Linked DNA regions of Homo sapiens: region 2 is linked to region 1. A link is a loop called in an ENCODE intact Hi-C map of the cell type or tissue named here. Cell type or tissue: PC-3. All regions are shown on one strand. Links, peaks and the distances in the headings refer to the core of each region. The heading gives the core; the rest is flanking DNA. Region 1 overlaps MRPS27 (mitochondrial ribosomal protein S27). Region 2 has its middle 59 kb from the start of CARTPT.

Evidence for each region. Peaks named below come from ENCODE experiments on the same cell type or tissue, not always from the same donor. Only the 100,000 strongest peaks of a DNase experiment are listed, where the experiment ranks them.
Region 2: it touches region 1 in a loop (7-fold over the local background); 5 of 110 quality-filtered maps call a loop at or near these places.

Annotation. Positions count from the first base shown.
Region 1 is chr5:72,243,534-72,246,352 of GRCh38, reverse strand. The region is part of intron 4 of MRPS27 (mitochondrial ribosomal protein S27); the gene reads left to right. Among named protein-coding and RNA genes, the nearest start is that of MRPS27, 75 kb to the left of the region's middle. RefSeq lists a silencer at 1,057-1,351. In PC-3, for the core only: a CTCF peak has its summit at 1,238; no DNase peak of the experiment used is centred there; H3K27ac peaks cover 547 bases.
Region 2 is chr5:71,777,214-71,780,032 of GRCh38, reverse strand. No RefSeq gene overlaps it. Among named protein-coding and RNA genes, the nearest start is that of CARTPT, 59 kb to the right of the region's middle. RefSeq lists an enhancer at 997-1,291. In PC-3, for the core only: a CTCF peak has its summit at 1,182; no DNase peak of the experiment used is centred there.

The sequences.
Region 1 (2,819 bases), core at 173-2,672:
CACAATGACCACATACTACTCCACTTCCTCTGCCATCTTTCATCTCCTCCTGCCTTGTACAAAAAAGGCAGCATTTCTTCTTGGCTTCAACTTTATTTTAGCCAGGATACTTCACAACCAGAAGTGAATTACTGTTTCAAATATAAATAATCCTCATGAATTTCAGCATGCATGATGGGTATTTATGCAGTCTTAGCAGGCCGAGTCACTGTTGCCAAATTATCAGGCACCTACTTGAGTCCTTGTTCACTTGTTTGTAGACGCAAAATGATAGATAACTTGTCCCCTGCCTTTTAAGAGCTTAAAAGCTTAATAGAGGAGTCAGTAGAGTTACAGAAATAGAAACTAGCTATGAATTGGATTGTATCACTGGAAGTATGTCCAACCTTCCTTTTGCTACAAACAAAGAATGCCTAGGGATTCAACTTTTTCATGTGTTAGAGAATCAGAATGTTTAAAATACTGAGATGCTTTTCTTCTTTAATAAAAATCTAATTCTTAAGAAATCCTGATTAGTACTGAGCTTCTCTTCCCTCAGAAATACCCCTAAAGAAATCCGTAATCTCACATACAAACACATATAAATCTGCTCAACACTGGCTTAATTCTTTTCTGCTTTTACCCTGGTGTGCTTCATCTCCTGGGCCAGGCTCTTTGCCTGCTCATTTCTTTTGTGGCAGACTTAATCCTGACAACTTCACTAAGCCTAGCATACTCCAGAAATTCTGGTTTTTATTTCTATTCTATTCCTTTGTTTTCCTCCTTTTTTTTCTTTCTCACCTTTCTTTTTCCCAGAATTATTCAAAACCAGTGTTTAATTAATATATGTGATTTTCCTATCTTAATCATTGTATTATTTGTGATTTTGCAGAAATTTTATCTGCAGTTCCTAGCCAAAGCTTTAGGAGACATCAGGAAATGTTTGCATGTATTTAAAACTGGCTCATTTATTGCTCATAAATTTCCTACTCAAAAACCAAAATATTTCGCTTATCTCTGTCCAAACCAAGCCAGTTTCCATAACTTTATATGCTTTTATAAACAGGACTGGTTCCGGGATCCAGTTTTTCTCAACATCCTGCTGTTCCTAGGTAAAGGCCCTCTGTAGCCTAACCTTGGCCTTCAGTAACTGCCTCTCAGTCATGAAGCTGACCTGTGAGCCAGTGTGTGTATAGCTTTAGAGAGGCTGGAGAAGTCTTACCAGCTGCTTCTGGGTGCAGTTTCACTGATAGGTCAGGTGGTGGCCACAAAGCCATTTTCTGCTTTTAGGACCATCTCCAGATGGGCACCTCAGTGATGACTGTAAATACTTGTTTCTTCTCCCATTCTCCCCACAAGTAATCCTCCCTGGTTATCTACACATATTGCTCTTTGGAGGCTGATAAAATAGTGTTCCAGGCTTTAGACAAAGAACACAACTGACTTCATTCTGACTGCCTCCCTTATGTACCATGAAAGTAAGAGAGAGAGAGAGAGAGAGAGCAGCAGAGCTTACAGTCTGTCTATAGGTATTTTTTCTGTATCAGAAAGGGAGAGATGTCATCTTTAAGATAGGAGTTAGGGCTAGGCATGATGAGAGGCCAAGGCAGGAAGATCACTTGAGGCCAGGAGTTTGAGATCAGCCTGGTCAACATAGCAACACTTCCGTCTCTACTTAAAAAAACAAAAAAAAATTGGAATTAAAGGAAATTAGTAGATCAGTGGGTAAAGAATATAGATCACCATGCCTGAGCAAAAGGTAGCTACTCAGTAAATACTTAAATGAAGCAGAAATATGTCTTCTAGACTGAGAGTTAGATCTGGCAAAACAGCAGGCAGATCAGAGAGCAGGGAGAGAGAATAATGTGGTGACATGCATCCTACTTTTGATTGCTTTCTGTTTCATGAGAGGATGTGGATAATAAGAATAACTCTCCTGGAGTAGTTTCTAGTATGTCATATTTATACCAGTGTGTTTCCAGGTGAAATGCTAAGGGCCTCTTTTTTAAGCCCTTGGTCTGACAAATTCAGACTTTGATATCTAACAAGTCCCTCTGTTATCTATCTTCATTTCAAAAAATGTGTTGTTATGCTGCATTTATTTAGCACTCCACATCTGCAAAATTCTATGCCCCTGTTATTCTCTACCAAAAATCTACTTACTCATCACCCTTTTTAGATTAGCAGGCAGGGATTCCAGAAGGTCTAATGACTATATGTAGGGCTCAAAAAAAAAACTACTCACAAGCTGAGTTTTAATTTTTTCAAATTCTTCTGGGAAATTGACAGAATATACATTATAAACCAACCAATAGATGATATTGTGGTGGTTTTATTATCTTATTTGCTTTTCCTCTTACAAAATTAATAACTCTAGATCTGGAAAGGGACCCAAGGAGGTTACCTATATAAAATTTGCTTAAATTGACCAGCAAACCCTGGAGAGGTTGACTACAAAGGGGGCTTATCTTGATTGTGGTCATGATTATGCAACTGGATGCATTTGTCAAAATTCATAGAACTGTAAACTGAACGTATGAATTTTTTTGTTTGTACATTGTATCTCTGTAAACTTGACTTTAATTTTTTAAAAATTAGAACTTTTAAAGAAAGACATTTTTATCTGTATTGTGAAGGTAGATAGTGAATTCGTTGGAAATATTCAAGCCCAATCTGGTTGACTTTTGTTGGCAGGGTGGGAGAGGTGTTTTGGAGGGGACTCTAGCACCTGGTGCTTTTATTTTGTGCAGGCTAAGTGTGTGTATGTGGAAAGTTAAAATTACCTTAAATTCTTTGAGTAAGAATCTGAGATCCCAAGCAGGAAATTTTAACTTATAATA
Region 2 (2,819 bases), core at 196-2,695, 470 kb after region 1:
AGATTACAGGTAGTTGCTAATGTAAAATAAATCCAAGCTAACTTGGCACTTCCCAAATTTCCTAGAAGTCTACTAAGGTAGAAGAGAGAAAATTGTGGCCCCAGAGCATCTGGAAGTTGTAAGGTAAGAAGCAGTCTGTTGCAAGCAGGAAACTTAATTGAAGATTCACATTTTGTCATAAAATTCATGTGAATGTTGCATTCTATTCCAGGTCTATTTGTAAGAACTTAACAGCAATGTGTTACATTACTCAATGACCAAATATGACCCACCAAGAAAATATGTCACATACATTATCCTGTGCTTTGCCACACACCTAGCACACTCTACTGTGTCCCTATGACTGGAAAAACGCAACTTTTTCTAGTTGAAAAGCATTAAGTTGATAACTAAACTTAACCCAGTTAAAGCACTCTTCTCTCCAGAAAGATCTTAAGTCATTGCTAATATTTGGGATTTCAAAGATCATGGCTCACCATTGGAAGGAAAATGTGAAGCAGAGGGCTCCTAAAGCAGATCTGGGTGTCTTCTTAAATAAAGACCCTAATGCCAGGCCCGATTCCACAGTTGTTTATCTTAGGAAAGCCCAAGCCATTTCAACTATGGGTTGAGTTGCCAATACAAGTTGGAAATATTCTGCATCTTAGCCATCTCTGAACATCAGCAGGCATACATGAGAATAGCGTGCACAATATGGCAGCTTCATAGCTTTACATAAGTGTGAGTACATTCCTTCAGTGTCGCACGCCTTAGAAAGTAATGTTGCAGTGAATACGAAAAGCATTCACAAACTGACATTTCTGTTTACCTAAGTGGTAGTTAGCAGCATCTCTGAATGATGATGTTTCTCCTATTATTTAATATCTGACAATATCTTGGCTCATGTTCTAGTGGATTTGATATAAGAAGGTTACTTGTGCAACACAGTTGTCTGTAGAGATAGAAGAATGTACTTATTTGGGGGTAAAAAGGAAAATAGAAGGATATATGCATTATGATACATGCGTCAATATCACTGTGACTATACAATGCTGTATCTTGAGGGACTTACTCTAAATACCATCCTTTCTTCCATCACATAATGCACATAATCACAGGCTTTCTGGCTCCTAGAAAAGGAAAGAATGCCATATTGATTGCTGTGGATACTAGCGGATTGAGCAGGCTGCTTCTGCCATACAGTGGGGACTGTTGAAATGGCAGCCACAGGAAGTGTCACCTACTTTCAGTCAAAGAGAAAACGTAAAATATTTACTGTCTATGCAATTCCTATTTTCAGTTATCTCAAATTAACAACAATTATAATACATAGCACACACAGAATGCTTTATATAATTGCAAGTGCATTGTGCAGCACAAAATGTACTGAAGATATGGTAAATATATAATTTCATTCTGTCATTTTACCTTATTAAATATCTAGTTTTTCTTGTATTTACAGTAAGACTACTTTTTAAAATTCAGGTCTGATATGTGTTTTTATACTTAATTTTAAAAATAGTATACTAAGTCCAAAGTAAGTAGCATTTTTGCTTTAGGGGGCAAAAATATCTCAGTCTGTGATGACAATTTTTTTTTCTATGAGAGGTTCCGTTTTTGTTTAAGCTAAGCATTGTTTTTAGGTAGAATATTCCTACCCCAAAGATTTAAGAATTCTTATAAAATAAATAGAAGTCTTTGTTTAACTTATAAGTTAGTTTTTAAACTGGATATTAAAAGAATACTCTAATGGTTGACTTCCCAAATTGATAGAGGCAGATGCAGGGATGGGTTATTTGGGCAGCTTTCCAGGGCACCAATCAACCAGGAGAACTGAAACATCAAGGAAAGCATAATGAAATGAATTTATGAAATCTCTATTTCAGACAGACTATTATATCTAATCTGAAGGAACATCTGTGATAAGCTTTTTGCATCTGGGAGGAAAACCCCCAAGTAGGAAGATAAAACTGACTGTAAGAAGAGTTTGAAACACTTAGCCAACAAGCAATAGAGGCGAAATTTCCTTTTTTTATTTTATAATTTCAACTTTTATTTTGGATTCAGGGGGTACATGTGCAGATTTGTTACATGGGTATGTTGTGACCCTGGGGTTGGGGTACGAATGATTCCATCATCCAGGTACTCAGCAAAGACCCAATAGGCAGTTTTTCAGCCCTGGTCACCCTCCCTCTCTCCTTTCCCCATAAGGGAACTTTCTTAATCTGATAAAGGGTCTTTACCAAAAATCATCAGCAATTATCATATTAAATGGTTAAATATTAAGAGCAATGCAGTAATAGCTTGTAATAGTGAAAAATTTGGAAAGCCTTAAAATCCATCAATCAGAGTAGATAAATTGCGTGTGGTGTTATTGCACAATGGAATACTAAATAGCAGTTAAAATTAATTAGCCACTTGGATCTACGTGGGTAGAGCTTGAAAATATGTTTAGAGAAAAGAGCCAGTTACAGAGTATTGAGTGAAGCGTATGTAATTCAAGTAAACTTCAAAACCACACAGCAGCATTGCATATTGTTCACAGATTCATAAAAGTATAAATGTATGGATGCTCAAATTCTTGATAGTGTTGCCGCTGGGGAAAGTGGAAAATATATAGGCCTTCACTTTCATGTAATATTTTCCTTTTTTAAGAAAAAAAAACAAGTAGAGGAAGAAGAAGAGGAAGAGGGAATATAGCAATTATGTCCAAATATTAAACACTTTTATAATTTTGTATGGTGGTGGTTACATAAGTGTTTTTCATATTATTCTTTCCTTTTTCCACTAAAAAGCAAAAGAGGCTGATCTGATTCACTGCAGAATCTTTGCTATGCCAA